Linked DNA regions of Homo sapiens: region 2 is linked to region 1. Evidence: chromatin contacts called from ENCODE Hi-C or POLR2A ChIA-PET data. All regions are on one chromosome and are shown on one strand. Each heading gives the region's core, a stretch centred on a gene start or an enhancer-like site at or near the end of the contact. The rest is flanking DNA. Distances are from core to core; before and after follow the strand shown.

Region 1 (3,284 bases), core at 441-2,940:
GGGCATGAGGGAACTTTATAGGGTGGTGGTTCAGTATCTTGTTTTGGGTGTTAATTACATAGGTGTATATTTTGAAATTCACCAAACAAAGCACCTAAGATGTGTGCATTTTATTGCACGTTAAGAATAATTTAAGGGCCGGGCATGGTGGCTCACATCTATAATCCTAGCACTTTGGGAGGCCGAGGTGGGCAAATCACCTGAGGTCAGGAGTTCGAGACCAGCCTGGCCAACATGGTGAAGCCTCCGTCTCTACTAAAAATACAAAAATTAGCCAGGTGTGGTGGTGCACTCTTATAATACCAGCTACTTGGGAGGCTGAGGCAGGAGAATCACCTGAAATCAGGAGGTGGAGGTTGCAGTGAGCAGAGATTGTGCCACTGCACTCCGTCCAACCTGGGACAGAGTGAGACTCCATCTCAGAGAAAAGAAAAGAATAAAATATTTTTTAAGCAAAAAAATGAGAAAGCTGGTGGGGGTACCCATCAAGACATCTTTTAGGTTCCAGTAATAGCTGTCCTTGGGCACTCTTTTCATCAAACTACCTCTATGCTCAAGAACCCAAAATGACTTCTTTATCTTATGTCTTGTCACATCCATATCCTTATTCTGCTCTCCTCCATAAGAAACCTCCTCCATTAATTTCTCCCACTTCCCAACGTACCACGGTGATCTGCTCACGGTCCCACGCAGATAATTTGCTCTTTCCTATCTGAATCTCCTTGTGGCCTTTACCCTGCCTGGACCCTACTCAAGCTCTCTCTGCCCTTCAAATTCCGTATTTAAATAAACCTCCTTCAGAAAAGAACTCTTAATCCTAGCCAATCTGAGCACCCTAACTTGCCTTACTTTTTATGTTCCTTTATTGGACTAATATGATACTCTAAGCTGCATCCTTTGTATACTCGCAACAAAAGAAATTTTAATGAAGTAGGCGGAGACTGTACCTAGGGATTCCTTCGTATTTCCCTGCAGAACCCAGGTGAGAACCTACATTTCTGGGGCAGTCACTACAATGCAGGCTGTGAGGGTTATACGGTATTTAGGCAAGGGCAAATAGGTGTTTAATTAAGGACTAATGGGAATGATATTGAAGCTCTGAGGCTCTGCAGGGGCCTGGATGGGCTGTTTGCTTTTCCTCATCCTCACCGAGATAGCAAGTGGTTGAGAACAAGGTTGCATCCTTTTTCTGCCCAGCCTTCCCCGCAAACCAGTGAGGAAACGACCAGCACTGCCGTCTGATGAGAGGAGCCTGTTGCTGTAACTGTTTTCCAGATTACTGGGGGGACGACCCCATCCTGGAGAAGGAAGAGAGAGGCGGGAGCATTTAAGGCCAAAGAGGCACTCAAGCCTTTCCCCCATGGATTTACACCCAACACGTATGCAGAAAAGCAAATTACAAACACCGACGCTCACAACCACACATACACGTGCACGCCCAGCCCCACAGAAGCAAACGCGCATGCCTGTGGGCCCGCGCGCACCTACTTAGTTTTCTCTGTTCTAGACGCCCTCATTCCACCCCCGCTCGGCCCAGCCCGGCGTCCTCTACCCAGGCACGGCTGAGGTTTACCAAGCCCGGCCCGGCCTGGAGAAAGTGTTTCTATAAGGGGGAAGGGAGGTCCTTCCCACCAAAGCGGAAGCGGCGCGCGCCGGCCGGGCAGACTTAGCTCGCGTCCTGGGAACATCTGGAGGGGGCTGGGAGGGGCGCGCATCCAGGCTGAACGTGGATTGGCTGCTAGGGAGGAGGGAGGCGGGGTCAGGGCCAGGGGCGGGGCTCCCCGGCCCCTTTAAAGCCTTGACATCAGGAGGCGGCTCCGGCACCCCCCTTTCTCTGCCCCCCGCCCCCAAGCCGCGGCCATGGACCTGGCGGATCCGGCCTGCCCTGGCCCAGCTCAACACCTGATTTCGGTGAGTTCTGGGTCTACTTGGGATTGAAAGGGCGGCGAGTGCGGGGGGGCGATCTGTAGCTCCGGGCCGGGGGGAGTGGGGTGTGGAGGGTAAGGCTCTCGTGGCAGTACAGAGTCGGAGAGGGCGTCGCGGCTTCCTGCCCAAACCCTGCTGCCCGCCCCTCCGTCCCTCCCTCCAGCCGCACCCTCCTCGGGGGTCCGGCTGCGACTCTGTGCACCCCCACCCCACCCCCTCCCGCCCCCCGCGCCATCCTCGCGCACACTCCGTGGCCCCGGAAGGGAAACTTTCGGGAGTGGGGGATGTTCCGGGGGCCGGGCTCCCCTCCCTCTTTGAAAGCACTGACCTTGCCCCAGCTGCTCACCCCACCCAACCCGCATCCCACCGTCCGGGTGCCGCTTAGCGGTGCCGGGTTATTGCGGGGGGAGGGGCTCTCTCCCCAAAGCGCAGGCGCGGAGACGAGCCTGGGGCTCCCTTTCGCACTCCTTCCCATTCCCCGTGGCCTGGGGCGGTAGGGCCTGGGGAAGGCGGGGAGAGGCGGAAAGACCGGGTCTCCTAGAGAACAGCCCCTTCAAAGGCTTTGAGGGGCTGCGGGAAGGAGGAAGGACCTGGTGGGCTGCACGCTGAAGAGAAGCTAAGGGAGGGAGAAGGGTTGGTTGGGCAGGGAGCAGGGACAGGGCAGCGTCTGCAGAAAAGGCCCTCTGGGTGCTGGCTGCGGTGCCAGAAGAATGCAGAGAATTCATCTGTGCCCGACGCTTCCCTGGCTTAGCCCAACTAAGAAAGCGGCTGCCCGGATCCTAGCTCCCCTCTCCCTGTCCTGGGCCCAAGGTCCCGCGTTATCTCCAGTCCTGGCACGGCCCCAAGGGCACAGAGGGCCCTCACCTCCCACAGGCCTGGTTTTCCAGGCATCCCAGGGCTGGATCAGCTGAGTCCACTTAGTCTGTCCAGCTGCTACTTCTTAAAGGCCTGCCTTGCTGAGGAGCTGGGGGTCTTGGGCTAAGGAGTTCTCTGGCTGTAGAGGCAATCCCTCCCTCCCACTTCTCCGCGTCTGTCATGGGTCCTCCTTCTTAAGCACAATGGTCAGCCAGAGGAAGTGGCCCGGGCAGGGGTGGCCTGGGGAGCAGTAGAAAGAGTGTCAATGCCTTACCGTTTTGTGGTCAGTACTTTCGGGGAAAATGAACATAGCCCATTTGCCTTGTTGCAGACCCTCCCTTGCAGACATTACGCCATCTGGCTCTCTGAGACTCCTTGTGTGATAGGAAAATTCACTTCTCAAATTGGTCCCCCCATCTTCCTAAAAACAACCTGGGATTAGTGGGTTTCCTATCCCAAAGAAACCGTGTGTATTCCTTTCCGGGGAGATATTCCCATGTTCA
Region 2 (3,284 bases), core at 462-2,961, 1.2 Mb before region 1:
TATGATAAAAGCATAGAGCATATTATAGATTTGGTGCAAAAGCAATTGTGGTTTTTGCCACTGAAAGCCAAAAGCCGCAATTACTTTTGCACCAACTTATAATACTGTTAGGTAACATTTAGATGAAAATAAGTTAACATTTACTTGGCACTTACTAGGGATCAGGACCTGTTCTAGGTACTTTACATGTATCAATTTTTAAAGTCTTCACAATCATGTGATAAATAGGTAGGTTCCATTACTCCCATTTTACACATAAGAAAACCAAGGAAAGAGGGGTTAATTAATTAGTCCAATCGCACAGTGACGAACTGGGATTTGAATCAGGCAATCTGGCTCCAGAGTAGACACTTGACACGATACATATCTTCTCCTAGTAACTAAGGATCTCTGATTTGAAACAAAACATTTAGAAACCAAGTATTATGTAGGGCTATTGCCACTACAACATACTACCTAATATAGATTCATAACAAGGGTTAGACCTCATTTTCCTATGGGTAAGTCAACTGATACATCACAGGGCAGGTCTATACAGCCACAGATCCCTGCCGTGTGCAAGGCAAAAAATTTCTACTATAGCCAGGTGTGTGGTTAAGAAAGTACGAGAACATACCTATATTCTCCCTCCCTCATGTTGCTGTCATAAGTTGTTTCTCATAACATCTTTCTAGAAACATTCTCAAGAAGTGCTAATTTATAGGAATTAGTTTAAGGCGCAGGCATTTATGAAATATAAGATATCTCGGCTCACATCCCCATAGCAGAACCTGCAAATGATCTTATTTATGCTAACTCTTTGACCCTGCCCAAGAGCTGATTCCGGAATTTCTATTGTAGTTTCGTTTTTACCTTTCATGAAGATTGTGTACAGGACATAGAAGCGGGGGAAATGACGACCCAAGAAACGATGGTATTTCCCATTAATCGCTTTTGTCTTGGTTACCACATAAGACATCAAGTTCTTCACATCTGCCTTTGGAGAAAGGTGAAGCTTTGAAGACCTACAAGGAAGATCAAAGAGACTATCTGGGAATCAGTCCTAGAAGCTCCCTCACGCCTTGAGTCCCTAATGTAAAGCAGGAGTCTCGGAGATTGTATCCCAAGGCTTGACACTTCTGAAATCCAAGGAAGGTCTTGGGGTCAAGAAGAGATAGGCAATCAGACTGTGAAACACAAATCAGGCAAAGGCCAGGCAGGAAAGTAACTCAGGGTATGCCTCTGGAGAGAGCGCAATGCCTGTGGGACAATTTGAACTGCAGGCTAAGTCAGAAAGAGGTGGAATCGAGATAGCAGCGGTAAAACCTGAGCCGAAAAAGTGAGGCTGAAAGATGAGCTCAGGACACGCGGGGAAACCAGACAATATGGGGCACTGAGAGTACAGAGGGTCAGGAAGCCGGGTCACTAGTGGGGATCGGAGTTTGAATCCTGAACAGAAGAATAAAAATTCCAGGGCCAAGGCGTGGAACTCTGAGAATTAAGAGACAGAATGCAAGCAAGGTTGAGACACTGAAAGAGCCTGGACGTCAAAAATGCTTTTCTCGCTACAGGTCCCTCACCGAGGGGCCCCCCAAGCCAGGCCAGAGCGACCAAGTTGCAGCCTCCGGGTGACAAAATGTCCAGGGGTGACTGCCGAGCCCCACACAGCCGACCGAGCCCAGCACACCCTGGAGAGCGCCATCTTCACAGCGAGAGAAGCGGGAGAGAAGAGGTTGTCTTTGGGTCAAAGTTAACCGTACGTCGCGTTCGTTCGAAGACGCATGCGTCTTTTCTGAGCGCTGATTGGTAGCCATAGCCTGCTTGGCTCCAGCACAAGCCAGGAGAGGGAAGGACTCAAAGACTAAGTGCGGAAGGAGGGCCAGGATTGGACACAGCAGTACTTCCAGGTTTAAAGGCGCCGGAAACAGGGTGTCCCAGAGGGAGCGAGTTCTTATGCCACTGGTGTGGGTTTGCGACGCGGAGGGCACCCTGTCCTTGAGGCGCCCAGTGACCCTCCGCGATTCCTTAGGGCCTCAGGGCTTCCCAGCGCCGCCCTTGCCCTCTGCCTGGACTCGGGGCGTCGGAGCCTCGACTGTTAGGTAGCAGATGTCAGTTTGCCAGTGCCTGGGGCTAGGAGGACCCGCGGCGCCCTCTAATGGTGCCGGCGTGGATAGGCCGGGAACTGTCCACTTTCCAGTCAGTCTGGCGGCGAAGGTTGGAGGCCTGGGAGCGGCCCCTGTGCGGACTGAGTACACTTTTTCCTCTCTTTGTCGTTTCCAGAACTAAGTTTGTGGGAAAATGGTTTTCGTTAAGCACCTACCGAAGACCAAGCTCTGTCTCAACTTAAATGTTACTATTCTGAGAGGATTTCTGTGACCACCCTATCTGAAGCAGTGCCGGCGAAAAGGACACACTTCACACTTATTCTCATGTTACTCTGTTTTGTTTTGTTTTGTTGTTTTGTTTTTGTGACAGTTTTGCTCTGTCGCCCCGGCTGGAGTGCAGTGGCGCGATCTTGGCTCACTGCAGCCTCCGCCTCCCGGGTTCAAGCGATTCTCCTGCCTCAGCCTCCCGAGTATCTGGGATTACAGGCGTCCGCCACCACGCCCGGCTAATTTTTGTATTTTTAGTAGAGACGGGATCTCACTATGTTGGTCAGGCTGGTCTTCAACTCCTGGCCTCAAGTGATCCGCCAGCCTTGGCCTCCCAAAGTGCTGGGATTACAGGCGTGAGCCACTGCACCCGGCCTTGTATTTTCTTTGTAGCATCTGTCACTTACAGTGTTTATGTATTTGTGTCCTTGTTTGACAGCTCCCTGAACTAGAATGAGGGTAAGCATCTTCTCTGCCTTGTTCATTGCTGCACCTCCAACACTAGGTGCCTTACTTAGCACATAGTAGGTGTTCAGTAAACATGTTTGAATAGATTCATACTTGAAACTAAGAAGGATTCCCAGAAGTGGTACTTAACTGCCTCCAAGAATTAACAGTCCTCTTGGATATATATGAATATTTATTCTTCATGGAAGGTGGTAGAGCATCCCATGTGGGTTCCCTGGATATAGGTTCAATCTTGGCATTGACGTTTGTTTTAGTGAATGTTACCTTGGATATGTCACTTTAGCTCTGAGTTTATTTCCCTTATAATAGTACCTACTTTATAAGAAATCTTTGAGGATCCAAAGAGAATACAGCTGTGAAAGCTCCCACATCTGTATAATGCTTTATGGGTCACAGAGCTTTATATTAGCACAGGTTATTAATGACTGTACCACTCGTGCAGTCAGAGGAAAAGTTTTAAAAGAT

The links. A loop is a pair of places that touch in the nucleus more often than their neighbours do. ChIA-PET counts read pairs that join two places held with the same protein, here RNA polymerase II (POLR2A). Pooled maps may share reads with other maps.
Region 2: a pooled map shows a loop between it and region 1 (5-fold over the local background). The contact joins the promoter of LETMD1 here to the promoter of BCDIN3D-AS1 in region 1. A Hi-C loop is called at or near these places in 1 of 50 pooled maps. POLR2A ChIA-PET finds 5 or more read pairs at or near these places in 2 of 52 experiments (A673 and CD8-positive, alpha-beta T cell).

What each region holds. Positions count from the first base shown.
Region 1 is chr12:49,826,949-49,830,232 of GRCh38, reverse strand. It overlaps BCDIN3D-AS1 (BCDIN3D antisense RNA 1), which reads right to left and starts at 1,690. Exons shown (of 3, transcript NR_027501.1): 1 at 1,489-1,690; 2 at 1,150-1,298. It overlaps NCKAP5L (NCK associated protein 5 like), which reads left to right and starts at 1,820. Exons shown (of 13, transcript NM_001037806.4): 1 at 1,820-1,911. RefSeq lists enhancers at 789-1,367, 1,368-1,946, 2,362-2,411 and a silencer at 1,692-2,101.
Region 2 is chr12:51,046,754-51,050,037 of GRCh38, reverse strand. LETMD1 (LETM1 domain containing 1) reads right to left here and starts at 1,711. Exons shown (of 9, transcript NM_015416.5): 1 at 1,560-1,711; 2 at 853-1,004. The coding sequence starts at 1,681. RefSeq lists enhancers at 928-1,466, 1,667-1,716, 1,467-2,005, 1,827-2,096, 2,187-2,266 and 1 more.